2 separate regions of the Homo sapiens genome follow, and region 2 is linked to region 1. A link is a loop called in an ENCODE intact Hi-C map of the cell type or tissue named here. Cell type or tissue: PC-9. All regions are shown on one strand. Each heading gives the region's core, and the rest is flanking DNA. Links, peaks and the distances in the headings are about the cores only.

Region 1 (16,300 bases), core at 3,041-11,040:
TGTATACATACATATGATAAAGTTTAATTTATAAATTAGGCACAATAAAAGATGAACAATAATGATGAATAATAAAACAGAGCAATTATAACAATGCACTACAATAAAAGTTATATGGATGTACTGTCTCTTCTTCTTTCTCTCTCTCTGTCTCTCAAGTTCTCACTGTAGTCTACCTTGGGTAACTGAAAGCATGCAAAGTGAAAGCTCAGATAAGGGGATATTACTGTGCAAGGTTTCAGATAGTAGAAAAGCTGTCATGCAAACTACAGAATGATAAATAATAGCTAACAGTTCTTGAAATATTAACTCATGACAGGTACGTTACTAAATGGATTACAAAATTTAAGCTTTTCCAATAATTCTATGGTGTAGGTACTATTATTATCCACTTGTTAAAGCTGAGAAACTTGAGGTTTAGAGGGAATAACTTAACCAATATTCAACTGAAAGAAAAAAACCTAGAATAGTCAAAACAATCTTGAAAAAAAAAACGTTGGAGGACTCATAAAACCTGATTTCAAGATTTACTATAAATCTTTACTATACTGTAATCAAGATAGTGTGATACTGGCAAGAAGCCAGACATGTAGATTAATGGAACAGGAGAGAGTCCATAAATAAATCTACAAAAGTCCCAATTTCAACAAAGGTGCCAAGGCAATTGAATAGATAAAGCTTAATCTTTTCAACAAATAGTGATGAAACATCCATATGCAAAACAAAGCAAAAAACCCAACCCACACCTGGCATCTAAAACTATAAAACCTCTAGAAAAAAATGGAAAATCTTTCTGACCTTGGCAGATAAAATTTCTTAGAACACAAAAAGCAAGCTTCATAAAAGAAAAATTATAAATTAGATTCTATCAAAAATGAAACACAGTTGAAAAAAATGTAAAGAAAAGCCACAGACTAGAAGAAAATACTTGCAACACATACCTGATAAAGAACATGCATCCAGAATTTATCAAGAATTCTCTAAACTCAACAATAGAAAAACAAAAATCCCAACATCAAAAATGGGCAAAACATTTGAACAGACAATTCACTAAAGAAAATACAGAGATAGGAACTCAGCATACACAAAAACGCTCAAAATCATTTGTTATTAGGGAAATGCCAGTTAAAACCACAATAACTCACATTATTAGAATGGCTAAAAAAAATTTAAATGGACAAAATTGAGTACTGGTAAAGATGTAGAGCAACTGGAACTCCCACACATTGCTGGTGGGAATGCAAAACAGTGCAACCACTTTGGAAAACAGTTTGCCAGCTTCTTGTAAAGTTAAATATATACTCACCATGTGACCCCGGAGCCCCACTCATATGCATTTACCCCCAGCAAAACGAAAATACGTCTATACAAAGGCAAATGTTCACAGAAGCTTGATTCATAGTCACCAAAAAGTTGGAAACAACACAAGGTCATTCAACTTGTAAGTGGATAAACAAATCATATTTCATCCACACAGTAGAATACTATTCAGCAATAAAAAGGAAGAAATAACTGATATAAACAGTGTGTCACTACAGTAACAGTTTTTTAACCTTCATTTCCCTTACAGTCAGTTCTTCAAAGCATCCTTGCTGCCATTATATTTGTCATCATACTATTAAGTAGATTGCAACCTGCATCTTTATAATCACTTATATTTTCCAGAACAAATAGGCTAGTTGCCTGAATTGTATTGCATAAATATTCTGGTCTCCAGGACAGGATTCAGACGATGCACCCTAATCATCAGCAACACATTCACAAATTCCAACCCACCAGCCTGATGGCATCGTTTAGGTATTGATTTTTGCAAGTTTTTATTTCAGAACGTGAACTTATCTTAGATGTATCTTCAAATTCAAATGTCATCTTACTGTAACCCTAAATGTTGGAAAAAAGTATGAGATGGAGTCCCTGCCACTGTCTAATCAGGGGGACAGAATTCATAACTTATCTCAGAAGAAATCAATTTCAGGTCATTTTATTCTTTGCAATAAAGTTGATTGATTAAATAATTTAATTGCTATTATTTTAATACTGTTTTATAATAAAATTGGTATTCCAGGTAAAAATTATTCAATATGTGCCCAACTTCTCATAAGTAAAAGATGGACTATGTGGTATTACATATGATTTATGATCCATATAGCTCAGAATAGCCTCTTTTTACAAAAATAAAAGTATAATTTTCTATCTAAATCCACTTGAGGTAGATTATTATTTTGGTGGCACCCAATGAATCACTCCTCCTGGGATGCATGCCTTTGTGTATTTCCCTCCCACGTTGACTCTGGAAATGGTCATGTGAGTAGCAGAGGCTTGGTAAGTGCTCGCATACTGGGCCTTATCCACTTGGAATTGTTCACTGTGGGAATTCTTTTTTTTTTTTTTTTTTTTTTGCTACCTAGCCACCATGATGTCACAAAGCTCAAGAAGCCATATAGAAAGGCACAAATAGAAAAGAACCCTTCTCTTCTTTCTTCCTGCTATCTTCATCCAGTCATGGTAGTGAACCAGATTGGACCATTCAGACAACAGTGCCCTAACACAGCTGTTTTAAAACTTCTTGGTCTCAAGACTTCTCTCCCCTCTTAAAAACTATTAATGATTTCAACATTTTTGTTTATATAAGTCATTTCTAGTAAAACTTACTATATTAGAAATTAAAACTGAGAATTTAATAATATATATTTATTAATTCACTAAAATAATTTTAAAGCCACTACATGTTAATATCAGTACCATTTTAATTAATATTTTAATATTTTATATGTTAATATTAATAACAACTATGTTTCTAGCAAATAAACTTAGTGAGGACAGGGGCATTGGTTCACGGTTTTTGCAAATGTCTTTAAAGTCTGGCTTAATAGAAAATAGCAAGATTCTCAGCCGGGCGTGGTGGCTCACGCCTGTAATCCCAGCACCTCGGGAGGCTGAGGCGGGCGGATCACGAGGTCAGGAGATCGAGACCATCCTGGTTAACACGGTGAAACCCTGTCTCTACTAAAAATATAAAAAATTAGCTGGGCGTGGTGGCGGGCGCCTGTAGTCCCAGCTACTCAGGAGGCTGAGGCAGGAGAATGGCGTGAACCCAGAAGGCGGAGCTTGCAGTGAGCCAAGATCACGCCACTGCACTCCAGCCTGGGTGACAGAGTGAGACTCAAAAAAAAAAAAAAAAAAAAGAAAATAGCAAGATTCTCATAATCCACTTAATGCATTCAGTCTGTTGCAATATTACCTAAAACTTAGGCTCCAGAAAACTCTACACTCATGGGACAAAGGAAGTGAAAAAAACGCAAATAATGTCTTAGTCTTGTTACAAAATAGCTTTGGCTCTGAGGAACCACACGTTTTGAGATCCATGGCAATGGAATAAACTCCAGGAAGGAACCCAGGTGCCAGAATAGTTTCCTTCAGGGTAGGGCACAGCCCTGTGCCAACCTAGGACACTCATTAAGGACTACGTTAAAGAATATCCTGGGGTCTCTATTGCAAGAATGTATCCCTACTAGGGTCTTGAGAGAGAGGACTTCCCAGGCATGGAGGCCCAGGCCTATTTAGCTGATTCAAAACCCAGATCCATCCCCTGGTCTCTCACTGTCTGATTTCTTGTTTCACTCCCAAATGACCATCACGTAAGCCAGAGAAAGCTCCTTCCACCACAGAACCCACCCCTGGCTTCTTTAAGCTGTGAAGTCCAGATCAAACACATCTCCAGCTCAAAAAAGGAAGAAATCACAGCTCTGTCCCAAATAAGGACCTTTTTCTCCGAGGCTTTATCCTCTGCCCCAATATTAAGGTCTGGTCTCCCCCACTACTCATGATAACCATTACCCTCATCCACAAGGGTGTGATCTGACCCTGAAGCCCGCAAAAGACAGTCATTTAACAATTGACACCAATATATTAACCAACGTTCAAGCCATACAGTCTTTACCAGAGTCACTGTGTTAAATATCCACAAAGATAAATAATCACAGCATTGACAAAGGCCAAATTAGTGATACAACTTATTCTGTGCTATCAGACTGCAATGATGGCAAAGATAAAGTGATACGTTTCTGTTTTTCATGACACTGAAGGAACTTAGTGTACCCAGATCAACATTTATGTAAAGAAATAGAACAGACTCGGCCGGGTGCGGTGGCTCACGCCTGTAATCCCAGCATTTTGGGAGGCCGAGGCAGGCGGATCACGAGGTCAGGAGATCGAGACCATCCTGGCTCACACGGTGAGACCCTGTCTCTACTAAAAATACAAAAACTTAGCCGGGCGTGGTGGCGGGAGCCTGTAGTCCCAGCTACTCAGGAGGCTGAGGCAGGAGAATGGCGTGAACCCGGGAGGCGGAGCTTGCAGTGAGCCGAGATCACGCCACTGCACTCCAGCCTGGGCGACAGAGCAAGACTCCGTCTCAAAAAAAATAGAACAGAGTCATAGACTAGACTAGACTAGACTAGACTAGAATAGACCAGACCAGAGTACAATCCATATCTGGGTTCAAAATGATGCTACTTTTACTAGCACTGACCTTGGGGAATGTACTTAAACCTTTGCTACTCAGTGTCTTCATCTATGAAGTGGGGATAATAGGTTCTCCCACGTAGGGTTATGAGGGTTTAGTGGGTTAATATTTTTAAGGGGCTTAAAACAGTGCCCGGAACATACTGTAAGTATTTGTTAAATACATTACACTGTGTGAATGTGTGTGTGTTTGTGTGGACTGGGTTGTGATCAAAGTTTGGAAAAACTCAAAGGTAAAGGAAGTGAGACCCAAACCTAACTTCAGTAGACAGAAAGAACACAGCTAAGCCAAAGAGGTGTGTGTGGGGGGTGGGGGCACTTTCTAGGGTAGGAATCACAGAATGTGGGGGTCTGGATTTAAGCCTCTCCTTCCACAGTTTGGGGAGCTAACAAGATGGGGGAGGGGAACATTAAAGAGGAGAGAAAGTTGTTGTTTTACTTTACGTAGAATTCTTTTGTACTCAAATCCCCTTTGTCAGGGCCCAGATGTTTTAAAAATGATGCCAAGCTGTGATAAAAACAGACGCACATGCAGGAAACAGAGCACATCCAGCAAGGAAGACTGTTGGGTAATTCAGTTTATTAACGACACGTTCTATGTGGTAACTATTTGCAGATGATCATAAAATATATCCCCGACAGTCATTTCTTTTGGTTGTTATTGTTTTCAAAGTTTCATCTCTAAAATCTCTTAAAACCACTTGCCCAGCTGTGCTGAAAACAACTTACAATCAGACAATTATTTAACCCTAAGCAGGCATAAGGAGGAAGGACAATATGGTTTGAAGGTTTCTGCTCCTATATGTTGGAACCCAGCACAAAGAGGGATGCTTGCTACTTCCAAGAACCTGCACAAATAATTTGGATCATGATAAGATCACTCTGAATTGGTTATGCCCATCTAACTTAGATCATTGGATAAAATTTCGAACCCAAGAATCTTGACATGAGAGCTCACCTGATGATGCTTAATTGATGATATATTACCATCCAATGCCACCTGACTTATTCCTGAACAGGAGCAGGACTGGCAGGGAGGTGGGGGTAATAAAGGTGGAGGCCGATTATATTCAACTGTACTTAATCTCAGTGGCAGTGAAAGGGCCCTTCATTTGAATCAATTAAAAAAAACCTGCAGGGAAGAACGAGACCTTAAGGAGTCTTAAAATATCATCAGTGATAAAATATCATCAGTCAAGTGGGCTGTAGGTAATATGCTACTATCAACCCCCAGTCTATAGATGAACCAACCAAACCAAAAGAGATTAAGCAACTTGGACGGTGAAGCTAATAAAAGGGAAAGGAATATAGTGACCAAACCCAAGAAGCCCAGAGTGTTCTCGGTGCTGTATCGCTTGGGGCTTTCCTCATCTTTGTTTCTATTATTCAAGAATATAGTGTGTGTTACAAGTCAGGTATCAAATGTGTAAATAGGTATCGTGCCTGAAAGAAATATGTCCCGATGACCTGTAGGACTGGATTGTCTGAATTACAGTCCTTGCGACTGAATCCAGTTGGCGTGATGTAAGCATAAACGCACTCCACGTTTCATGAATAAGCTTAACGATAACAGAAAATACTTTCCTTCAGATTGCCTGGTGATTAAGGTAGTGGACATCTACCAAGCTCACGCTTAGGGAGGACGAACAACAGGTTTATCAACACTATACTTCACGGAGTGTCAGTCATGAGGTTTTCATGGAGAAGCCAGTTGTTTTGTTTGTTTTCTTAATGACATATTTTCATGTAGTTGGGAAGGGGTGTGCCCATTCAGAGCTTGACTATGACACCAGGAAGTAGAGCATTAGAGTGAAACCCATGAGACAATGACCTTAAGTACAGGTGGTTGCCACAGTGTCTATTATTAGGATCAGTGAAATACACTCAGAAGTCGTGTTGCAAGATGGCAGGATGGAAGGCCAGTTTCCCCTGACAAAGTGCAAAGGCATGCTATAAACACTTGCATGAACAAACAGCCTTTGCAGCAACCACAACCAGGAGGAAAATTAGAGGACATTTTCCACAACAAAAGCAGTATTGTTTTCCTGTGGTCACTCTGAAATTCATCCTTTGTTGCAGAAGACGCTGAGGCTCCATCATGGAACTGTGGCATCCCACCCAGCATTCTCCCTGTGGGCCGAAGTGATGGGATAAATTGATTCACAGCGAACTGTTCCTTCTGGCTAGGGATCCCACATCTTCAGTTCAATAGGAAAGAGTTCTCCAAAGAACAATGAGGTATAGTGGGCCAAGCCGATCAAGCAGACGTGGTACATCCAATTCTCTCTCAGGGGCTGGGACCCTGGCTGACCTAAGCCAGGACGACTACCTCTGGGCTCCCATTTCCTCATCTTCATGGTGGGGCTCCCCATGCCGGTCCTTAGTAACGATATTTTTACTATATATATGCATATAGCTCTTCCATAAGGCTTCTCCTAATTTTTATTTTTTAAGGTATGGAAGCCAAAACCTGTTTGCTAAGGGAAATGAAAAGCTTACAAGAAAACACATTTTGGTTGTGTAACAGACACGGACGATGCCAGACAACTGTCTGGGTTCATGTAAAGTCAGAGGGGGAATTACACAAACAGGGATAACAGGGAATCTCGGTAAAGCCTCCTGCCGGAGAGGCCTCCATCATCCTATGACTCCACAAATGCTCTCTCCCCACCCACTCCCGCCCCCAGTTGGGAGGTGAGTCATCTCTGCCGTTTCATCAAGGTGTGCCTAGACTGATTTTTGCCTTCTCGGTATCAAAGTACATGTGATTCAAGAACATTTGTTAATTCAACAAGGATGTGTATGAATCTCTTAAGTTCTCTGGCAGAATGGGATGGGGCATAAAAAAGTAATACTATTATAATTTAGTAAGCTCTAACAACATGCTAGACACCGAGGGTATAAAAGGTGAATAAGACCTGGACCCAGGTTTCAAGGGGCTCAAGATCTAGTGAGAAGCCTGACAGGTGAACAGATCACACAGGGTCAACACTACACTAGAAGTAGCCACAGAGTGTGCAGAAGACACAAGACATTGCCTACAATCCAAAGGCATGTTTATGCCATTTCTGCCATCTGTTTTTGGACCGGCAGAAATTCTTGAGAAAAGCATGTGGTTTTCAGAGGGTCCCCACCCTATCCCCCTTTACCTGGTCAGGTAAAAATGAAAGAAAATAATACAGGTGGAGTTCTGAGTGACACGATTTGCTGTAAGTTCAGTTAAGCTAGGAAAGCTCATTTCTAAAGAACTTCCTGTAAACAAGGTCCATGACTGTCTCCAGCTCATGATGAATAAATGAAATAATTGATCGCAACAGACACGTTGCCTCAAAGAAAGTGTCTCACACAATAATATGTCTTTTATTTTTCCTGTTCTGGGGTGTGGTTAGGTTGACTTTCCCTTGGTTAAGGGACTTTTGAGTCTGACTACAAAAGGTTAAGTGCAGTTGCAAAGTTGAAAGGACCCAGACAGGAAGTATTTGCTATTTGATAGGTAAAAAGAAAATCCCTTGATGTTACAAAATTAAAACAAAACAAAACAAATCAAAACCTGGGTGAAAACATTTTTAGCTCATGAGCTTGAATTTTAAATCTTATGATGATCTCCTCCTTTCCAATACTTTCTCATCCGCAGATATGGTATAAAATTCAATTACAATAGAAGATAGTACGTGCTGCTTTACTTGCCACCTCATTTCCAATCCAGAATACTGGATGCATTTTGTGAAACAAAGCCATAGGAATACAGAAATGTTCATTTCATTCTCCTTTTAAGCGCCAGCCATTGAGACCTTCCAACTACTTATAGATCGAGATATTGAACTCTGCAAAATGGTTTTCTTTGCTGTGATTTCTTTGCTATGTTTTCATCTGCTTAGAAGGATGAAAAACTCACCACTTTCCTTCTCTCTCAGATTTTGATAGATTAATTCAAAAACTCAATCTGAAAACGAGCTTTGAAATTTAAACCTGAACCTCTCCAGTAGAGAAAAGGTAGAGCCAGAGGAAGACAGACCTGGGAGAGGAGGAGAGACCTTCCCATTCCCAGTATTCTCCCAAGTTCAGTTCACTGGCATTCCTTTTTCTTTTTATTCAATTTTAATTTTTAATTTTTGTGGGTACATAGTAGATGCCTATATTTATGGGGTATATGAGATGTTTTGATACAGGCATGCAATGTGTAATAATCCAATCATGGAGAATGGGATATCCATCCCCTCAAGCATTTATCCTTTGTGTTACAAATAATCCAATTATACTCTTTTAGTTATTTTGAAACGTACAATTAAATTATTATTGACTATCATCACCTTCTTGTGCTACTAAATTGTAGGTCTTATTCATTGTTTCTAACTAATTTTTTTTGTACCCTTGGCACTCCTTTTTCTGAAAAAATAAATCAGTTAGAAACAGGTGATGAAATTACAGAACTGATTAAGACATAATGACCAACAGTCCTTTTCAAATTGGGGCAGAAGTAGAAGAAAGAAGGAGGTGGGAACACCTCAGGTTTGTTACTGCTGACTCTACAGTCGCTTTATTGTGTGCGCTCAAGAATAATGAGAAAGGACAGTTGGGGGAAATGTGACAAATTGGAAAATAATAAGAACTAATGCAGTACGAAGTGCTTGCTTCATACCAGCACTCTTCTAGCACTCCATACTTATTAACTCATTTACTTCTTACAATCCTGTGAGACTGGGAGGATTATTAACCACGCTTCACATGAGGAAATGAAGCACAGAGAGGTCAAGTAACCTACAAAAGACACACAGCTAGCAAGCTTATCTGGCTCCAGCGTGTGTATTTGGCAGTGTGGCTCCAGAATCTGCTTTTGGTTTTGTTTCTTAAACACTAGCCAGCATTGCCTCTTTATATTTTAGTACCTACTTCACAAGAAATTATCAAGTTGCATATGCATAGTAGCACGAAGAGGGAAATTAGCAGGGAGATTCAAGGAAGTTAAAATAGGAAGTGGCTGAGGCAAGAAGCACCACCAATTTAAGGACTCAGGGGCTGGTCACAGATTGTCCAGGGCTGCCCGTTCAGATAGTCAGGAAACAACCTCGAGGCACAGCTTCTAAGATCTTATTTCCTCCGAGCTGGAAAGCAACATGGTGTGTCCCCAGGGAGTCTCCTTTGGGAAATCAGCCATCCGCATAGGGTGGCCTGTCCTGCTCCAGGCTCCCTAAGTCACACTCCTTCAAGCTCAGGAGCTGGACGATCCCAGAGCTTGCCTGTTCCCACCCTGCCTTCAGCTTTTGCTATTGGACCATTTCTTCCAGAGCAGCACCCACATCAGAATCTGCACTGAGCCCCTCTGCTTCTCTTTCCACCTTTCTTATTTTTGCTCTCCTGGGAATACATGTCCCTCTCACTTCATGGAACAACCAACCGTCAGCTTTGGAAAGGGCCAGGGTGATGATCCAGCTAGGGGTGGGGGTTATTGAAAAGGACCATGTGCCCAACTGGGGAGGGGAGAGCACAGGAGATTCTGGTATTGCTCCAAAAGGGGTGTCTTTTTTTAATGTTTAGAGATGATATTCTGGCTCCATTCTTTCATTGGGTAGCCAGGAGGCTGCAACCTGGAGCAGGGAAATGACTTAAGAATGGGTCATACAGCTAGTAAGAGGCAGATGGTAAACTCAGACACAGATCGGCTGCCCTGGGGCTCACTGCATCTGTGCCCACCACTCACCCAAGGGCAGTGCCCTCATCCTCCATGGGCTCTTTTTCCTCCTGGACCTGCATGGAGACAGTCATCAGGGAGTGTTTCTGGCGAATTCTGCCTTCAACCTTCACTCTCTTAGACCATAAATCACCTTTTAACAGGTAAAAGATCAAAAGTTGCTGATCTCACCCTGTGCCAGATGCTTATTTCTAGCTTGCTTTTCTGTTCCACCCCCGACCTGGCTACAAATCTTCCTCCTGTAGTCTTCCTTTCATTGTCCTCTCCATTTCTCTCTGCATTGGATGTTTTGCATCTAGCTCTTGTGAGCTCTCAGGCTGCCCATGGGGATGTAGGCCGGAACTATGTTCACCGCACCTGCTTCTTCACTGCTGGCTTTTCACAGCCTGCCTTTGGAGGTCTGATCCCACACCCTACTTTCCATTGTCCAAGAGGTTAATGGGCGGGTTGTGTGCTAACGCAGTGTCCCTGCTGGTGGCCCATGAAGTCCAAGCTGGCTGCATTCTGCATCTAGCCAGCCAGCCCCTCAGTATCCACATGGAATAACTAAGCAGTTTATCTTGATGTTCTCCCCAGACTCCTCCCTCATAGGCCCAGGTAGATCTACCTTCAACTCTCCTGTTTCCTTCCCTACGGAGATGTTCAGACATAAAAGGAGCCTCCACACAGCCACCATTTCATTCAAAACAAGATGCTAATAACTACCCTTTATTCAATATTCACTATGTGACAGGAATCTTCATAGGTTCTTTGTATATGTGATCTCAAACTTCATAAGAAACCTTCGAGAGGTGATTATCATCAGCATTTTGCAGATGAGGAAGCTGAGTGGTTTTAAGCAATTTGTCCTCTCTCAGATATAAAATGCTGAAGTTGGGGCTGCAACCCAGGTCTGTTGTGGACAACACTGCCCAACCTCTTTCCACCACAGCATCCATGTCTTTGGCCTGATGTTATATTTTGTTCTAATTTCAGGCATTATCCTGGGACAGCCTTCTAGTGAATGAATGTGCCATGCTATTTCGGTATGGGGTTCTGTTTCCTCTACCTCTCAGTGGCATCTGCTCACATGTCTTGCCCTGAGTGGTACTCTGCCGTGCCCTGCCACCCTTCACACCCAGCAAGGTTCTTCTTTCCGCTGCTAGCTTGGGCCTTCCTTCTTTTGTCCTTCAGTTTGTCTAGAGGAAGTCATTAAAACTGACCCAAGACTAGGAACTTCCTTCTCTGCTCTTGCTCTCCCCTCTCTCCCCACTGAGTTTTGTTTTCTGCACTGATGGGGTTGTCTCAAGCCTTTTTCTTCCTCTTCGAGCTTGAAATTCAGGCTCTCTTCTCAGGTACTTCAGTGCAAAATCAGCTCCTGAAAGCTGTTGCTCTGGCTCATGATCAGCACCACAGTTTGCCTTTTTGCCTACTGGTTTCTATTCTGCCATCATTAAACAATATTTGCCGGACAATTCTCCTTCCAATTAAATCTCTCCTGTCCCTCCCAGGCAACTGACAACTTAGCTTGAATCTCACTGCTAGTAGTTCGTGGGACCAGGAGTGTGGGCAACGTTTTTCAGGCAGGAGCAGGGCTGAGACTTTGTCAAAAGCAACCAGGCTTGTTAAGAACAGAACACTGACCAGAATCTCAGTGTGAGACAGAGTACGGTTTTGCTTAGGGTCTAGTAGTTTATCCATTACATCAGAAGTTCCCAAACTTCTCTTCAAAAGTGGAACTGAGACGGAGTTTTACTAAAATAAGATAATAGTGATCTTCTAATTTACAGAGGGGGGAAAGAAAATAAGTAGACTTTTATCACTTTTATTTGTTTCACTAAATTTTCTAAACTTTTATGGTATCTTCTACTGTTTATCTGAAAAAAATTAATAACTTACATCAAAATATCAGAATTTACATCTTTAAATATTTGATGGACTCTTACTTTTTTGACTATTTTGCATGTATGCATATATAATTAAATGACAGTTTCTACTGGTAAAATTACTACTTCCTGCAATGGAATTCATTATATCAATATTTAATTTCATGATTTTCCCATCAGAACCATGAGACTACATTTCCTAAAGGGAATGGTGGCTGGGGGAGAGGCACCTAAGCCTTCTGCTTCCTCATTAGATCATTCAAATGCAAGATCAGCCTTGGGCAGTTTGGAGCAGAGCACCTTCCCTGGCTGCCAAGGGTATGAAGCTTCCTCTGTGTTGCAAGGGGAGTATCTACCCAGGGTGGGAGGAGACACCCTGGAGGAGCCGATGTAGGAAAAGGAACCCAGAGCTGGCTCCCTGGAGACTGTGCCACTCCTCCTGCACTGTTACCCCTTCTGCTCCAAGTTTGGATTTACCTTGTGCTTGATGCCTTCCCTACATTTTATCCCATGAGGTTTCCCCAGATGAGGATTTCATTCAGCTCCCGCTCATTGAAATGCTGGGCTGTTCTCGAAAGAGGAAGAGGTGGCATGTCGCTGTGATGGGCCAGCACTCTGGGCCCTACAGGTTGAAATCTCCTACTCACGTTCCATGACGCCAACACCTCTGGCATAAAAGTGGAGAGAGCAAATAACAGTTGCCTGGGAACACAGAGTGTTTTGATGTTTTGTGGGTAGACTTCTTTAGTGAGTTACAATGATATTGAAAATGTTCACAAAATAACCACCTTTTCTTGCAGCCAACAGTGAAAAGGCAAAGGCCTCTGGCAGATTTCAAGGCTGAGGTTTCCAGGTATGTTTTATTCATGTGCAAATCTGACCACACCTGCCATCTGTCACCAGGCAGGAAAGGAACATGATGAAGTGGTACCCAGGAATGCTTCCCATTTAGGCCTCCATTACTAGGTTCTCCCTGTCTTGCAGAAATACCCAACTTGTTTGCAAACCTACTTGATAGCAAATTGTCTCTTCTTCCGGCGGTATGAAAAATGAGAAAGGTCACCCACTGATTTCAGTAGTGAAACTTCTGCTCACGGAAGGCCAGGCGTGTGGTGTGGTGGGCAGCATGCAGACAAGCAGGAAGCCATGTGTCATAAAATTACTTGTCCTTCACGAAGCCGGAGGTGCGTGGTCACTTGCCTTGAGGGGCAGTGCACTCTCTGCCCAACTAACTCAGCAAGATCTTCCTGAAACTCTGAAGCAAGGCCTGTGATGGGTGCTGCCTCTCCTGTAGGGCTAAGAGAGCAGCTTAATTTGGCTGGAGGAAGAAGAGACCAAGGGTCTGAGAAAAGAGCATGGCCAGATCATGCTCTTGTGTGCACGAGAACTACCTAGTGTGATGCTCACAATATCCCCTTCCCCAGTTCTCACTTCATTGATAGGGGCCAAAGTCTTGGAATTTTGCAAACCAAACCCAGCAGGTTGGAATGGGCAGCCAGCACTGAGAACCACTTGCCCGGTGTCCTGATCTCTTGGACACATTGCTCAAAGCCTCACTCAGAAGCATGGTGGCCCTGTTAAGAGCAACGCAAAAGCACCTCTTGTCACTCATTTGGCGGCAGAGACCATGTCCCCAATGCCTCATGTTAAACATGTGCTCTCGGTACAGTGCAGCCTTTAAGGGAGATGAAGCCTGGATTGTGAGAAAGGCTCAACACAGCCACTCACTGGGCTGGTGCACAGAACGGGACACAAAAGACCTTCAGCTCAGAGACTCAGAGAGAAAGCTCACAGTCCCCAGGCAAGTTGCTTAACATCTCTGGTCTCATCATCCTTACTGTAAAATAGAGTGTTGGACACACAAGACAATCTCCAAACTCCTTCGAGCTTTAACAATGTGTAAGTTTATGGTTTTTCATCCCATGCGTCTGATCATTTCAATCTGTACTAACCTGTTCTTTCCACCTACAAAATAGAAATGAAATACATCAGCTCCAGAAAGACTGATGTATAAATACTTAGTTGTAAGTGCCAAAAGATTTTAAAGTTCTCTTTGTGGCTACATTTCATCTTGAATGTATAAGTTGAAGCAAATCAAGTCTGGTCAAGGCTTACATTGGAGAAAGATAATGTGAGACTCAGCCCTGCTTTGACATGCCTAAGAATGGCATGTTCTGAGGAAGGGATATGTGGCCAGGGCACATTTTGTTTCTCTTTTTGAGCCTTAAGGAAGGTATATTAATACTGATTCCTGAAAGAACCTGTTAAGCGCTTCCTGATGTAATTCACCTGAGAAATTGCTAAAGAATATGAACTTCCTATGGCAGATTTCAAGGCTGGGGTTTCCAGGTATGTTTTATTCACGTGCAAATCTGACCATACCTGCCATCGGTCACCAAGCAGGAAAGGAACATGATGAAGTGGTACCAAAAGCCCTAGGAATTTAAAATTTGCCAAAGTGCAACTGTTAGTTTTCCTTCCTGTCTATGGACATGAATTTCCTTTCTGACTAATTTCTTCGTAGAAAGAGTAATTAGCTTTATTACTAACATTACCTCTGTTACTACCTTTACGCAAATTATTAACAGCCAGCTACAGCTTAACAGTAATACTTAACAGTATTACGAGTACGTGAACTTTACCTCCCTAAAACACTCGTGATTGATAAACTGATAGATGGATAGATAGATATACACAGGTATGTATATACGTGTGGATATATATGGTTTTAAATGTGAACACACAAACACCATCATCAGCAGCAGCAGCAGCTATTCATTTTGTTGAGCACCTGTCACAATCCCTGTGCTTGTGGAGGTAGCAATTTAATGAGAGAGCAAATACAGAATATCCATCAAAAGAGGTGAATAGCCCTGTATAGCATAAACTGGCAGTTCTTAAAGTGTGGTTCAGAGACCTCTGGGGGACACTGAGACTCCCAGGGAGTCCAGTAAGGAAAAAATATTTTTATAATAATACCTAATGATATATAATTATGTTATTTGCTTTTAATTTGCATTTCTCGTGAGTGTACAGTGGACTTTTCTAGAGGTGACATGATCTGTGATATTGCATTGAATGCAGAAGCAGACCAGGAGTCCAGCTTTCTCTTATGAAGCCATAATTATTAGGCTATTTTCATTTACTAAAAGTGAAAAAAGAATGCCACTCTTCTCACTCATATTTTGGTTCTGAAATATTTTTTCATTTCAAATATGCTAACAATGTTAATATGCAATGAGCTTATTTTTTAATGAATTAATAAAAGTATAGGCCATCACCCTATTAAATTACAAGTTCTTGAAAGATCTTTGCCTACTTTACCTTTGTGTCCTAAAAACTGATAAATGAATGAATGAATGCTGAATGCCAAAATAATGATTTAGACATAAACTGTATAGGAGTCCAGAGGAAACACCTATCCTGGGGAAATTTGATGAAGAAAGTGAGATTTGAGGTGGTGCTTGAAGACAGGGGAAGGCTTCCACCAGGAAAATAAAACTAGAATGGACCCTTCCAGTGGGGAAATAACATGATCAAATGCACAGAATCAGGAATTTTTAAAGTGTACTTAAAAAAAACTCATAGAAAGATTAATGCTAAAGCTGGCATTAGTAAGATTCCTATGAGGAGGTGCAAACGAGCAGATAAAGAAATCTGGACATTTTGGTAACGTTTTCTTTGTAGACTTAATTTGAAGAAATGATCATATAAAGCCTGTTGGTTCCTGATGATGAGGAAAGAACTATTAACACTCTGTAGCTGACTTCACACTGTGAACACTTGGCACTGAAGCTGAAAACTAAGCTAGAATTCAGTAGGGAGGGGTAGTAAATGAAGGTCACTTCCTACACAGATCAAGCCAACCCCAGTTTTGTGTTAAAAGGCTAAATGTTTAGCTAGCAAATACAGAGCACACTTTCCTGAAAATAACAAGTTTAGTGTTGAGATGTTTACAGTTTTTCTAAAATTGCATTTTGATTTTGTAAAAACTTGATTAAAACAAGGTCACTAGATGTCATAAAAATGACATCTAGATTTTTTTTAAATCTCACAAAATAATTATTTGAAACAAACGTGTTAGGCATTTCAAAGTAATTTTTTCTACTAAGCGAGCACCTCTACTTTATAAGTTATATAAAGAATACTATTTTGTATGAATTATTTATATAAGAATTATATGAGAATAATATTTTCCTAAGACATACACTACAGTTTCCAT
Region 2 (16,300 bases), core at 3,724-11,723, 170 kb before region 1:
CAATGCGATATGGTACAAACAGTCTTTCACATATGCTGTGTCACCAAGGGGATTTCAGGATTGTTTCATTGGTCTGCCTTGGCAAAGCTGACGCAATCTCCCATTGGTCTGTGCTCAGGAATCTGGGTGGGAAGTGAAAGTACAGACAAGCCTGCCAAGGCGAACTCCATCATGCAAGAGCTTGCTGCTGTGTGTGGGACTGAGACCCAGATTCGGGCCAATTCAAAATGAAAACCTTCAAATGAGTGCTCTGAGAGTAAAATGAAACTGAATCTGCTTGCTACATGTCGATGAGGTTCAAAAGATGGCAACAGTTTTGGGGTGCAAGGTCAAGCTGAAGAGTTAAAAACAGAAAGGAACCTTCTTTCCTCAGCCTAAATAAATATCCTTTCCTAGAGGTATCACTGGGAAGGTGGCACAGAGGAAGGTCAAGTGATCCCCTCTCTGGGGTCCACATGCCCGCTGCTGGGCCACACCTCACCCAGGCCCTTCCCTTGTGAACACCTCACAGAGGGACTGGCTCCAAACTGACCCTGAAGAATTATGTGAAATCCTTCTCGTTTAGAGCTTTAAAGGGTGTAAGAGAATCATGAGGATTTGGAAAAACTAGGACTGGGTCCATGTTTATGCTTGCAGCCTTTTACCAACAAATACATATGTACATATATGTACATATATATATATATATTTTCTCTTTAATGTTTCATAAGATATTTTTATCACCTAAATGAAGATAAATTAGCTGAGCTTGTTTGGCATAGAACATATCGCAATATTTTTTATTTTTAAAAATTTGTTTTTTTCTGATTATCAATTCATACTCATTGAAAAAATAGTCAAATGTTACAGAAATGTGTAATAGAAAACAAGAGGGTTTCCCTTTCATCACAACCCCAGGAATAACTTTCATTAGCAATTTGCTTTATATCCTCAGTTTTCTCCCCACAGATGCTCGCTCTATCTATCTATCTATCTATCTATCTATCTATCTATCTATCTATCTATCTAACTATCTATGTATCTATTTTTTATGAGAATAGAATCTCCTTGATATACTAATAAATTGCTTTTTTATTCTACTCAACTACTTTTCCATGTTTGTTTATAAAGATATCATGTTTAGTTTTTAAAACTAGACTTTAAAAATTATATAGGTTTACACAGAATAAAGAACACAGAGAACTCTTTATTAAAAATAAAAGTGCTTTCCTTCTGTCCTCCACCCCACAGTAACACTGTGGTCTTTGGAATCTTGCAAAAACATACACAAGGGTACGCATATGTACTTGTTTACTTCTGTGTATTTTTTTTTTTTTTACATAAATGGAATTGCACTATATAGTTCTGTAGCTCAGTTTTTAAAATTTGGTATTAAAATGTTCTTTCAGTTAGGGCCAAAGGGCATTTAACTTCAAGGTAAGACCCATTCCAGGACGGCAGAGATCATGTCTGTCTTGCGTATCCCTGTGTGAATTTTGCCTGACATGTTGCAAACACTCCGTATGGAAGTCTTGAGGGTCTTCTGCCCCAGTCAGAAAACCTCTGGGAGAACAGTTATCCCCAGACCTCAGACGCTCGACGGATACATGAGAAGCTTTCTTTGATGGATTCGATGTCAGGATCTCCATGTGAACTTCCACTTAGAGGTGTCATGCTATGGTGAGTCCCATTCCTAAGCATGGTAAAAATTTGGTGCCCCAAAGTCTATAGGGGAGTGCACGTACATGGCTGGGGAGGGAATAAAGAGGCCAAAGAGGTCAGCAGCCCTTGGTGCTGCTGAAATTCTCCCTAAACCAGCAATCAATAAAATACATCTTATCTTCTTTGGATTAGAAAATTCAACTTTGATAGCAGAACAAGTATTCTTAGTAATTAGTAAGATTATTAATAAAGAATCTTAGATTCTTAGGGGATTCTTTTAGTGAACTACAAAACTAGTTGTGTGCATGCATGTGTAAGCTGAAATATATCAGTAACAGTATTAAATAATGTGTGTATTTGAGTTCTAATATATCAAATTACAATTTATTTAAGATATGCATCCTATAATACTCTTCCTCACCAAACAGTTTCTAATGTGATAGTTGGTTTTTAATTCTCTAGTGCTAGAAAAAGAAAGTGATTCATGTCACTGAATTTGAGCATCATTTCAGGGCATTAAAAAACCCAAATAACATTTCAGAAGACTTTTGATCATAATTTTGGGGTTAATAGAAATTAAAATCAATATATGGTAGCTTTGAGTAAGAGACAAAACCTATCTACTGGAGAGACTTCAAAGGTCAACGGATCCCAGAAAGGCTCTAACTTATTAGAGACATTTATCATGCATTGCCTTTGGGACATTAAAATGTCACCCTCAGGATTTATGGTTTTTGCAAAATGTGTACAATTTCTGTGGGGAATTTTTCTTATCCCAAAGGACAGGGATAATAGAAAGGAAGCCTTTTATTAGGGCTTACTTTTAAAATGTTCTGAAAGCACTAAAGAGTCAGGATGACTGTTGTCCAGCTGGCTACAGGCAGTTGGCACATAAATCACAAGGAATTGGCCATAGTGAGACTCTGCACAGAACAGCTTGCACAAATTGGCAACTGATCATTCCCTCTCCTTTATTTCTGTATAAACTGTTTACAGAAAACTATGCGGCAGAGTGTCTGAGAATAGTGACTTTCTAATCCCTAGTAATTCCTAGGAAATGTAATTGTAGGAACAAATTTCATAAAGTATCTTCAGTCTTACATAAATCTGTGTAAATCACAGATCCCTTTAAATGCCGTTTGGATAGCAGAGCTCTAGCTGGAACTGCAACCTGACTTCCCTCTGGAGCTTCCTGAAGGCAGCTTGCTGATTCCCTGGTGGAACCCTTGCCTTCCCAGACTGACCAACCCTTGCCAACAGCCATCAGTTCTTTCCAGATAATTCGGGACAATGTCACCCCCTTTGCTGTGTCAAGAACTTGCCCCTTGAATTTTAAAAGCATCTGCCTTTCATAAGAAAACTCAATTTTCTGCTGCTGACTTATTTACACACAGAGTTGCAGATGCCTAAATTGAAGTGACTTGTTGCTATTCTTGGCTGTGAACAGGCTCTCTCTGTTGAAAACTGAAAACCTGTGTGGTGGATGGCACGAGTCCTGTTGAATGGTGCAAACGTCCCCTGCACAAAAGCACTATTAGGATGAATGAGAAATGACAAAGTGAGAACTGGACATAATTTGTTAACAGCTTCCGAAGTTGATGAGGATCAATGAAGATCCTCTTGGAATGCAGGGTATCCATGTTCTTCTTTCAACTTGCACATCATAATAAAATAATAGTTTGTGTTTGTACAAATGTATAAAATAAGTAAGTATCATGTTAAAGACATAGATCTGTGAACACAGAGCTGGTAAAGTTTTCTTTCTGCTGTTCACATGGGGAAAATCAGATGGCCCAATGTAGAAATGGACACTGAATTTGGTTGTCATCCAAATGGGTCCATGTCACTCTTCAAAATGTATCTCCAGTCCTGCCCCCTTCTCCATTTGTGCTGTCACTGACCCACCCTAGGCCTCTAGGATCTCTCACCTGGATGATGTCTGTACCCTGCTAAATTGTCCCTCTCATTGGCTTCCATTAATTTATCTTTTTGGACCATTGTCAAATTGTGATCCATATATTACCCATACCTATTATGTCATTCCCGTTTATAACCTTTTGGAGTTTTTTCTCACCTTACAGAATGAAGTCCAACTAAGACTCTCAGTGTCACCTCTGCCTGTTGCTCCAGGCTCAGTCCCACGCTTCTGTGGGCATCCTATGCTAATAGGTTTGCATTCCTCATGCTAAATGATCTCTGTCACCTCTGTGCCTTCGTTTCTGTTGCCCTCTCTACCTGAGACATTTTCCCCTTTCTCTTGGCTGGCCTAACTATTGATTATCCATTAAAATTCAACTCCTATACTGCCTTCTCCAAACATCCTTCCCTGGCACACTGTCCATCAGGGTAGGTAAGCTGCCCAGCCCCTTGTGGGCCCCCTAGTCCTGCAGGCTTTGCTCTCACTGCACTTGAATATTGGAGCATAGTAACTGCAATGTTTGGAGTGTTTTTCTCCCCTGCAAAGTTCACATCTAACCCCCAAATTGATGATATTAAGAGGTAAGGCCTTTGAGAGGTGATTAGGTCATGAAGCCTCCAACCTCATTAATGGAATTAGTGTCTTTATAAAAGAGGCCCAAGGGGACTTGTTCACCCCTTCGGCCATCTGTGAGTTGGAGAGCTAGCCCTCAAGAGACACTGAATCTGGTGACAACTTGATTTTGGACTTCCCAGCCTCCAGAACTGTGGAGATAAATTTCTGTTGTTTATGAATTATCTGACCTAAGATACTTTGTTATAGCAATCTCAATGAACTAAGACAGTAATCTAATTATGCATCCTCTGGTCTATGACATGCTTGAACACATAAACTGTAACTTATTCATTGTTGTGTTCTCACCCAAATACAGCACCACATCTGACATATAGTTGGTACCTCATAAATGTCTGATGAATGAATAAATGAGGCTGGATAGGCAACATGAGGTAAAAGAAGAGTTTATATTTTCATACTAGGTTTATGGGGTTTATAGTAGGTTTTAGATAAGATTTATGGTAGGTTTTACATAAGTTTATATAAGGCTTATAAGAAATATATGCTTATTTATAAATAAGTAGAATAATTAAAAATAATTTATAGAGCTTAAAAACACATTAGAGAGCATCTAGTCCTATGCTTTTCTTTTACAAATGGGCAACCAGAAGCCCAGAGAAGTTATGACCTGTCCAAGGCCCCACAGTAAGGTAATAACCTCTGAACAGATCCACATATAGTATTTGTGGGGCCCACTGTATGAATTGAGGTCTGTACAATATATGCTTTAATATTTATGTTCAAGTAAAGAATATCACGATTCCCTAATGGCACATTTAACCATACATATGTACAAATTAAAGAACACAAAGTGCTTAATATTGTAAACTGTTCCTCAGCCGCCATGTGAAACTAAGGTAAATACCACACTAACTCTTAAATATTTCTGGAACCACCAATTCAAAGTTGAAGAGGAGCAAGAAAATTGCAGCTCAGCACTACTGGGAAGTGATACTTGGTTTTGCGATTTGAAAGGACTTGACAAGTTAATTAATTTGTCTTTTTCTTTACCAAAGTGCTCCTGCGACCTAATACTCCCCATATCCCAAAGCATCGCCCATCTCAGCTGTCAGCAGTGGCACAGCCTGCAAGACTTCATGGCATTTGGTCACAGTCCTTCTGTCCTGATGACATCAGGCGAAAGAAGTGCCACAGTGTTTCCCTGGGGCCTGAAGAGTATTAATCACACAGTCAGATGTTGGGCTGTGTGATACCAGGACTGAGTATCCATTTGTTGGTTAATAAGTGTGTGTGCTTATGATATGGGAAGTCCTCTAAAGCCAAGGGCCCAGGGCAAGAGTCCCTCTTGCCTCACTCTATGAGCAATATTAAATGGGAAAGAAATTCATACACAGTAACTATCAAGCTCGCCATTAAAATGCCCTATTAAGGTATTATCTGAGAATTTAGAAGAAGGTAATAGTGCCTTAGGGTACCTAATACAGGTTTTTTTACATTCTTATGGCATTGCATTTAGGATCATCTAAAGTATAAAGGCCTAAGGGGAAAGAACAAGAAACTGGGAATTTGCAGTCCTGGATTGTTTTCTTAAATCTACTAATTACCTACTGGGTAACTTTGAGAAAACACAACCTGTTAATGGTTAGCCATTTCAGTTTCTCTACCCATAAAATAAGCCATAAATTATCTACACCCATGCAAAAGTGCTGGGAGAAGAAATGTTCAAATGAAAGGTATTGTAAAATTATAACATGGTTTTACAAAGTTTAAAAGCTGCTCTGACCTCCACTTAAATTTACATGATGTCAGACTTCCACAGAGAGGGTCTCCAATAGAACTAGTCTTAGATGCAGTCGTGTGTTTTCTTTTAGCTACTCAAAATGAGTAACTAAGAAAGGTGTTTTATAAATCCAATCTATTTTCTTGAGAAAATGAATGGTTTACGTGTAACATATACCTATCATGTTAAAAGACTTTATTGTGAAGATAAGAATGTTGACTGAGAGCCTCTTCCTTTCTATTTATATCCCATCTCTTGTCAGCATGGTGCCTGTCCCCTTCTGGGCTGCCAGAGACTCCCTGCTTCTCCTTGACTGGTTATAAAACTGCCAGTCTTTTGCCTTCCCGGGCCACATTTAAGCTGTTCTGAGTTCTTGAATCTGCCAGAACAACCTGTGATTTGGATTAAGGTTGTATCAAGAAACTCAAAGACCCTGAGACAAATGTGGTTAAAAGCAGATATTTTCTTGATGTAGGATTGGGGACCAACATCACAAGCTTTATTGAGGAGGCATTCCAAGAGAGCTGACCACACCAAAACAGTCTCATGTGTTCTGAAGGGCTATGGTTTCCCTGCTGCATGGCTGGAGTCATTCTTCCCTCACAAAGCACATTGTGCTTTATAGATGCAGAGAGAATACACTTTGACCTCTAATTCAGGCATGGAAACAAGCAGTGCTGAGCTGGTCTCTGGTGACTCCCAGGGTCTGGAACCACTGGACAGAGCAAGGTTGGGGTGGGCTTTGATGACCTCTTTCTGAGGTTCTAGGCTAACAAACTAATCACAAGGAATGGGCGACTCGTAGTGCTGCCTGGGAGGCAGATGATACACTTGCATTTTCCTTTTTCCATGGTGAGGCAGTTCCTCACTTTGAGAGAACCATGATTCTCATGGCATGTATTTCTTATTTTCTTTAGCTCCCTGTGCCAAACTCTCTCCTCAGAACCTGTCACAGCCTTAGCCACTATAGATGCTCAACAAATATTTGTTGAATAAACAAATAAAACATCGCTTCCTTATTCTTCTGTTGGTATTCCATTAAAAAATGGATACCCCACTTACAAGAACTTCAGAAGAACTTTCCCATTCTAAAGTTCCCAGAAATCCAAATGGACAAAATATTTCCATTTTAATTTTTAAAGATCAGAAGAATGCAGTGACCACAGTTTATATTTTCCCTCCTATTCTCCTCAGGGCCTGTGTTGCTCATTTAAATGCAATTTGACGTATGTTTGGGTCAGTGGCCTCAGTCCGGAGGCTCTTACAGTAACTTGGCACTGTGGAAATCCCAGAACTTCGGCCAGGGTCTGGAGGAGACGCGTGGGGTTGGGGGCACTGAGGGCCACTCTCATTAAGCCTCAGGCAGTGGTCCGGCCTGCCTTGGGCAGGAGATCTCTGGACTAGTTAGCTTGGTTTAGCATGGAAACAGTCAGCAATGCCTGAGAAAGCCACGAGGCTGGTCAAGATGACTAGGAAGATTATAAACCAGAAAACTTCCGCCTTGGTATTTGAAAACCACATGGAATTTTACAACATTCTTGCCTATTAACTGCTGGGAAGGGCACTACCTTATTGCCTTGTGCATAATGGAACCAATCTTTCCCCTCAGAGGCCCCCGTGTTGCTTTGATCAAGTTCAAAAGATGAGGGGAATGATGACTAAGGGCCTTGGGAACCAGACTGAAGAATCTCACAGACATACTCCAGGGTTTTTTGGGGATTGTTTGTTTTCTTTTCTGACGCATCATTTTGGTAAACAATTCCTATAGTCTGTGCACTTATCAAATTCCTTACCCAAATATTTGCTATTTATAAAATAATCAAGGAAACAGACTTGTGTTTATTATTCCTAAATCAGCCACAGTTTGATGAATTAAAAACAGTCTTACTTTTTCCTCCTTCCTCTCCCTTTACCAGCCTCTTGTAAAAGTGCCAGCATTATACACCCAACTCTCTCTTTAGACAGTAAAAATGAAAAATAAAAGTGACCTTCGTGAACTGTGCATTGCCTCTGCATAGTCTGTTAGACTTCGGGCCAGCAGCCAACCCCCCTTAGCACCAGAGGTAGATCTTTGGAAGCGATTGAGTTGGAAAGGGATACAGTAAATGTCTGTTTCCGGTTCACAGGGGCCTCAGCGTCACCACATCGTTTGGACGTCTGACCAGTTTCCTGACTTTGAGAGTCTCTTACTTTAAACATGAGGGATCAGCCCTAGAAAGGAAAGGAAAGACACACGCAAGAGTCTGCCTCTGACTCCACCGGCGGCCACTCTCAGGATGGGTCCTCCAGACGGGATTTAAACAGAACTGTTTTGATAGGGACAGTGCTTTCTGTTGCTGTCCTGGGGCAGGGTGATGGCGAGGACACAGGGTGCTTTCAGATCCTCTGCGTGGACAAGACCAGCTCTGGGCCAGCTTCCAGGAAGCCCCACTGGTAGCGACAGAACATGTCCAATTCAGAAAGCCCTTCAGGGCTGGTTCAACTGGATATCGTATTTAAATGGATCTATTTATATTTCATATGTGTGAAAGAAAGGCTTTGTTGGATGAACACATTTACACTTTTCTTTTTTTTTTTTTTTTTACTGATTAAAATTTTATTATTTTGGCCAGGTGTGGTGGCTCACACCTGTAATCTCAGCACTTTGAAAGGCCAAGGTGGGTGGATCACTTGAACTCAGGAGTTCAAGACGAGCCTGAGCAACGTAGGAAGTCCCATCTCTACCAAAAAAAAAAAAAAGTAGTGGGCTGTGGTGGCACATGCGTGTAGCCCCAGCAACTCACAAGACTGAGGCAGGAGGATTGCTTGATTCTGGGAGATGGAGGTTGCAGTGAGCTGAGATCACGCCACTGCACTACAGCCTGGGTGACAGAGTGAGACCCTGTCTCAAAAAAAATTATTTTTTCTAATTTGCAAATTGTAATGTTTTATTTTTTATTTTTTGTAGGTACATAGTAGGTGTATATATTTATGGGATACGTGAGATGTTTTGATACAGGCATGCAATGTGAAATAAGCACATCATGGAGAATGAGGTATCCATCCCCTTGAGCATTTATCCAATCACACTCTTTAAGTTATGTTAAAATGTACAATTAAGTTATTATTGACTATAGTCACCCTATTGTGCTATCAAATAGGTCTCACTCATTCTTTCTATTCTTTTGTACCCATTAACCCCACTTAAACTTTTCTTTCTGAAAGAGACAAACTTGCTAAATTATCATGAGAGAACCAAAGAATTCTAATGAATCATTTTATTTAAAAAATAACTACAGTTATCCTTTACCAAACTAAAATTCCAGGTCTGCAACAACTTCGATTTGGCACAGAGTTGCTGCAAAGCTTAATGTGTATATTTACACACTTCAGCCCTCTTAAAAGCCATCCTACTATTGATGTCCCCATCGAGTCCTTAGTTTCCTATGTTTCTATGTTTCTAAGTGGAACAGCAAGTCTCACCTACCTTTAGAGTCCACGCTCTAATTGCTTTCATTCCTTTATAATATGCTGAGCTCACTTAAAAGCTGGTTTCGGCCGGCTGTGGTGGCTCACGCCTGTAATCCCAGCACTTTGGGAGGCTGAGGCAGGTAGATCACCTGAGGTCAGGAGTTCGAGACCAGCCTGGCCAACATGGTGAAACCCTGTCTCTACTAAAAATATAAAAATTAGCCAGGTGTGGTGGCGGATGCCTGTAATCCCAGCTACTTGGGAGACTGAGGGAGGACAATCACTTAACCCAGGAGGCAGAGGCTGCAGTGAGCCAAGATTGTGCCATTGCACTCCAGCTTGGGCAATGGAGCAAGACTCCATCTCAAAAAGAAAAAGAAGTAAAAAAAAAAAAGCTGGTTCCTACTCTGCCAAGGTGAAACTGTTGGTTGCTAACTTTTGAGGAGAATGGGCTCTGTTTGGCATGATTTGGCTGAGAGAGGCAAAAGCATGCAGCCTCCCACAGGAAACGGTGGGAGAAACACCAGCAGCAGATGTAGGCAGATGTTTATGGAAAATGGTGCACAACATATTCAGAAGTAAAAATTTCATATTCGTGAATACAAATTTCATTTACCATTATGAAAATAAACATTTCAGTAAATCATTTCATAACTAGAGGGATCCCAGAGGCAGGAGTCATCTCACCTTCCAAAATAATAGCAGCCAGCCAGGGTATGGCAGTGGCAGCAATGACACTTCTACCTCTAGCTGCCAGTCATAGGCATCCTAGCAACCTCCGTCAGGAGAAGAGTGGGAGGGAAAATGTTTTTTTTTCCTCCAAGCATTATGAAACAACTAGGGAGGCTAGTCTCTGAGGATTTGATCTAAGGCTTGCCCAAATTACTTTCTCTCAGGAACTTTTGCCTTGAACCAATTTTAGGCACCAAACTAGTTCTCTCTTGCTGGAAGAACGTGATTGTATTGTCTGAAATTGTGCATGCTTCCTTGTAGGATGCCAGTGGAAAACCCCAACCATGCCCTTTCCCACTAAATTATTAGGATTTCACTTTCCAGTAAATGCAAAAAGAACATGCAAGCATGGCTAAGAGGTTTTTTTCTAATTAAAAAGCTACACTTTTTATCTTAACATTTCTACTTCTGTAAGCTTTATGTGGGCATGAGACCATACCATTTGTCTTTACATCCCCACAATACCCAGTAATATTTATGTACATAATTGGAGATGAATAATGATTCTCTTAGATAAAGAAACTTGTCCACCCACCTCTACCACAAATGAAAATCCTTTTTCTTATAGAACTTTTTGGCCAAGCAAAGGCTCATGATATCTGTAATATCTGTGATAGAGAAGCAGTGAGGATAGTTCTTATTCCACAGTCCAGCATGAAATTCTAGAATGATGATTGGCCTTTTCTGTTCACTTTCACTCTCTTGGAGGGAAGGAGGAATGTGAATAATTGAAAAACGAGTTACAACTCAAACAAAACACATATGAATTTGGCTTTGCTCTGTGGTGAATCCCACAACTCGATAGTGCCCTCCACTCTTTTCTGTCTATCCTTAACTCAAACCTCTGTCTAGTTGACCAAGACCCAGCTGGGAGGAGGATCCAGGAAAAGGTTCCAGAGTGGGGATGGGAGAAGGTGCTGGAATGAAGGACTCAAGAGACGCATATGAAGCTCATTTTGACGCTTTATCACTTTGTATTGTTGAGAAATGCTTGTTCTGTCTTCATGCCTGAGGTTTCTTCTTGTCAACTTGGATGAATGGACTATAGAATGTACACATTTCCTGCTTGCACTGTGATTGAAAGTCCCATATAAATAAAAATTAGTTGACCTTTGCATTGTTGCGGTATTATGCCAAATGCAGAAAAGCTTAAGGGTATAATAATAAAAGCTAAAATGGATAAACTAAGTCTGACTTAGAGAATTATCAAAATCTCAAAGCATTTCAGGGACAAAAAATGATTTTTAAAAAGTAAACATTTATATACTTTTAACTCTATATTTTATCACTGTTTCCTCCTACAGCTTATTTAAATGCACATTCCAGTTATAATAATTTTGAGTAAATCCCCCAGTTGACTTGAATGTGTACAAACTTGCTCCTGGCCATTTGAATCTGATGCAATTCAGCAAATTTTGAAATTTGTATTCCAGTTATTCAAGTAAATGAATAGTGTCATTTGATTATTTGACGTGATTTTTTTTTAAAAGCAGTTTTGAAAAACTGCTTCTGGGTATCAATACTAAAATGAAAACACTGGCTAAAATCATAAAAGCAGGAAAATTAATTTCAGGGCATTTTAAGCCTCCTCTGCTTCCTGGGCTCACAGGGCTTCAGAAGTGGAGAATCATTCTCTGATGTCACTGTTCTCTGAAAGCTGATCCATTCAAACCCATATGGTGGACATCTTTGAATCACACACTGGTTACATTTTTCAGTGCCTCAGAAAGCAGAATTTCCCCCCTTTTAATTCTCAAAAGCAAATTTGAATGAACTGTTTTACCCACCTGCAGCTTCCTCTGAGGAATATAACTCTTTAATTCAATTCATAATGTCCTCATATTCTACAACCTCCAAATTATCCTAAATTATTAAATCTTAATTATTTGGGTTTAAAATTAAAATAAACAGTTTTAGTTTTAAATCTAAACCATTGTTACTGATTCTGAGGTGGGAAAATGGAGGACTTTTTTACAGAAGCATCATAAAGATATTACACAAAGCCAGAAAATGTCCCATTTCTTTCTTTCTCTTTTTTTTTCTTTTTTTTTTTTTTTTTCTGAGATGGAGTTTCACCGTTGTTGCCCAGGCTGGAGTACAATGGCACGATCTTGGCTCACTGCAACCTCCACCTCCCAGGTTCAAGTGATTCTTCTGCCTCTGCCTCCCGAGTAGCTGGGATTACAGGCATGTGCCGTCACGCCTGGCTAATTTTGTATTTTTAGTAGAGACGGGGTTTCTCCATGTTGGTCAGGCTGGTCTCGAACTCCCGAACTCAGGTTATCCGCCCACCTTGGCCTCCCAAACTGTTGGAATTACAGGCGTGAGCGACCACGCCAGGCAACTTCCCATTTCTTTAATTCTCTACTGCAATCTACATCTTTGCTAATCAATAGAAAGTCAACATGGTTCCACAGATTTTGGAAATGCAAAAACTTTTGGCTTTTAAAAGCCCCCTTCAAGCAGAAAAATCTATCTGCTGAACAATAAAGACCACATAAGAGAAAATGGAGTGTGGGCCCTCCCTACTGGTTTATGCCTCAGATAGAGGTCCCTGGTGGTAGGGGCCTAGATAGAGAGACAGTGTAATAGAATTGCATTAACACAGTGTCCAAGAGTGCAGAATCCACAAATGGTTGATGGGCAGGCCTCTCCTGGTCTTTGTCTCCACCCTGTCTGGCTCACAACTCTACATTTCTATGGTTGCTTCGCTCCAATTAAACTTCAAGCTCAGCTTCCATCCTATGCAAACACCCTTTAATGTTTCTAGATCTCTTTCCTACCTGCACACATCCTTGTTTTGCATCTTTGTCTTGGAAGGACAAATAGCATGGTTCAGATAATGAAGGTTGTGCAGGAGAGGAAGGTTGAGGAAAAGGTGGAGGATCGTCAGATTCAGAAAATTGTGGTAACTGTAGGGGCTGTCTCGGGATTGGTATGTCATCAGGACAGCACGTACTAAGGCCCAGTCACCCCAAATAGTTACGGGAACATAATTTCCTGTGGAGACCAGTTCCCTGAATGTTGTACCAACAAGATCCCATAGTTCTACATCTAAGGTTCCTTTTTCAGGAAACCAAGGACAGTATTTTTCTACTGACCTGAATAGAGTGAGCATATTTTCCATAGGCACTTAACACCACCCTGTTTTAACAGGAGTTTAATATAGCAGAGATAAGCATGATGCTTACACTCTGCATGATCCATAGTTAACCCAGACCTTACACAGACTACTGACCACTCGTCGGGGAGTCGAACACGCATATCTGTGGACCAAGCCGATTGACGTTTCACTGCACGTACCAAAGGGAATCGGGTTCCCTCATGCATTTAGGAAAAAAGAAAGACCACGTGGGTGCCAGATATCGGGGAACCTGCCCCGATATTCATGTAGGTTCTTTTCTATTTTCCTTAAGCGTCGGCCGGCTTAAGAAATAAAGGGACAGAGTACAAAAGAGCAATTTTAAAGCTGGGCGTCCAGGGGAGACAACACATGTCGGTGGGTTCCATGATGCCCCATAAGCTGCAAAACCCACCAAGTTTTTATTAGGGAGTTTCAAAAGGGGAGGAAGTGTGCGAATAGGTGTGGGTCACAGACATCAAGTACTTTACAAGGTAATAGAATATCACAAGGCAAATGGAGGCAGGGCGAGATCACAGGACCACAGGACCGGGGCAAAATTAAAATTGCTAATGAAGTTTCGGGCACCATAGTCATTGATAACATCTTATCAGGAGACAGCGTTTTGAGATCAACCGGTCTGACGAAAATTTATTAGGCGGGAATTTCCTCTTCCTAATAAGCCTGGGAGCGCTATGGGAGACTGGAGTCTATTTCACCCCCGCAGTCTCAACCATAAGAGATGGCCATGCCCAGGGGAGCCAGTTCAGAGACCCACCCCTAGGTGCGCATTCTCTTTCTCAGGGATGTTCCTTGCTGAGAAAAAGAATTCAGCGATATTTCTCCCATTTGCTTTTGAAAGAAGAGAAATATGGCTCTGTTCCGCCAGGCTCACCAGTGGTCAGTTTAAGGTTATCTCTCTTGTTTCCTAAACATTGCTGTTATCCCATTCTTTTTTCAAGGTGCCCAAATTTCATATTGCTCAAACACACATGCTGTACAATTTGTGCAGTTAATGCAATTATTACAGGGTCCTGAGTCGATATACATCCTCCTCAGCTGACAGGATTAAGAGATTAAAGTAAAGACAGGCATAGGAAATCACAAGGGTATTGATTGGGGAAGTGATAAGTGTCCATGAAATCTTTACAATTTATGTTTAGAGATTGCAGTAAAGACAGGCATAAGAAATTATAAAATTATTAATTTGGGGAACTAATAAATGTCCATGAAATCTTCACAATCCATGTTCTTCTGCCATGGCTTCAGCCGGTCCATCCATTTGGGGTCCCTGACTTCCCGCAACAAACATGGTTCCACAGATTTTGGAAATGCAAAAACTTTTGGCTTTTAAAAGCCCCCTTCAAGCAGAAAAATCTATCTGCTGAACAATAAAGACCACATAAGAGAAAATGGAGTGTGGGCCCTCCCTACTGGTTTATGCCTCACATAGAGGTCCCTGGTGGTAGGGGCCTAGATGGAGAGACAGTGTAATAGAATTGCATTAACACAGTGTCCAAGAGTGCAGAATCCACAAATGGTTGATGGGCAGGCCTCTCCTGGTCTTTGTCTCTACCCTGTCTGGCTTACAACCCTATATTTCTATGGTTGCTTCGCTCCAATTAAACTTCAAGCTCAGCTTCCATCCTATGCAAACACCCTTTAATGTTTCTAGATCTCTTTCCTACCTGCACACATCCTTGTTTTGCATCTTTGTCTTGGAAGGACAAATAGCATGGTAGAATTTTTGGACTGAAATTAAGATGTGGTTCTAAAAGTACATAATGTCACCATGTACTCATGAGCTTTTGATTCATGCCTCATTCCATCTGTGGGGACAGCCCACTGTTTGCACCAGGCTAATTGCTACATATCCTGTAAGACCTGGTGATGCCTCATATGCCCTGTGGAGCCTTTCCAACTCTCCCTTCCTCTGGGCTTCCCACATATCCTGGGCAACTTCCACCATAGCTTTTGATAGACTGTTATGTGCTACATTGTGTCTCTTCCAAATTACTATGTTGAAGGACCCCCAAGACCTCAGTGTCACTGTATTTGAAGATAAGGTCTTTAAAGAGGTGACAAAGTTAAAATAAGGCTGTTAACATGGGCTCTAACCTAATATGGTTGGTGCCCTTACAAGAAGAGGGAGAGACACCAGAGCTGCTCCCTCATAAGGAAAGACCACGTGAGGACACAGAGAGAAGCCAACTATCTGCAAGCCGAGGAGCAAGACCTCAGGAGAAACCAAAGCCCAAACCTGCTGACACCTGGATGGGGCTTCCAGCCTCCAGAACTTGTGAGAAAATACATATCTGCTTGTTTAAGCTGCCCAATCTGTGGTATTTTGTTATGGCAGCCCTGGCAAACTCATATACAATCCTATGAATTGTTGCCTTATCTATCTCTACTTCTGTATTGTGAATACTCTCTCTCTCTCTCTTTTTTAATGAGACAGAGTCTTACTCTGTCCCCCAGGCTGGAGTGCAGTGGTATGATCTCGACTCACTGCAACTTCTGCCTCCCAGGTTCAAGCGATACTTGTGCCTCAGCCTCCCGAATAGCTGGGACTACAGGTGCACACCACCAGACTCTGCCAATTTTTTTTGTATTTTTAGTAGAGACAGGGTTTCACTTTGTTGGCCAGGCTGGTCTGTAACTCTTGGCCTCAAGTGATCTGCCCGTCTCACTTTCCCAAAGTGCTGGGATGTATTGTGAATACTCTTAAAAGGCATTTCTCTATTTACAAAACTTAGCAGAATGCCTGGCACATGTCAAGAAACGTTTGTTGAATGAATAAATAAAGAAGCATCTTCCTGACTCTGATCAGCATCTAATCACTTGCTCCCTTATTTTCCTCCCTACTTGTATCTATTCTTTACCATCCTAATACTAACAGTTTGAACACTTGTCTGTATCTCACACCTAAGTCCTTAATGCTGTTGGGTTTATTCCTAGCCTTCAGAGGTGTCACAGGAGACATCAGTGGTATCTGGAGCCACTCTCCAGACACGGGACATCCACACAGAACTTGGGCTCTGTGGTTTCACATCATGGCAATATACTGAGCCAACAGATTCCA

Evidence for each region. Peaks named below come from ENCODE experiments on the same cell type or tissue, not always from the same donor. Only the 100,000 strongest peaks of a DNase experiment are listed, where the experiment ranks them.
Region 2: a loop joins it to region 1, with 2.8 times the contacts of the local background. A loop is called at or near these places in 2 of 110 quality-filtered maps.

Annotation. Positions count from the first base shown.
Region 1 is chr6:105,774,239-105,790,538 of GRCh38, forward strand. No RefSeq gene overlaps it. Among named protein-coding and RNA genes, the nearest start is that of LINC02836, 150 kb to the left of the region's middle. RefSeq lists a silencer at 6,262-6,462. In PC-9, for the core only: no CTCF peak of the experiment used is centred there; a DNase peak (open chromatin) is centred at 6,223; H3K27ac peaks cover 2,397 bases.
Region 2 is chr6:105,601,625-105,617,924 of GRCh38, forward strand. LINC02836 (long intergenic non-protein coding RNA 2836) reads right to left here. Exons shown (of 6, transcript XR_942833.3): 6 at 10,887-11,168. Among named protein-coding and RNA genes, the nearest start is that of LINC02836, 23 kb to the right of the region's middle. RefSeq lists enhancers at 1-398, 1-349. In PC-9, for the core only: no CTCF peak of the experiment used is centred there; DNase peaks (open chromatin) are centred at 5,477, 6,947 and 7,517; H3K27ac peaks cover 3,937 bases.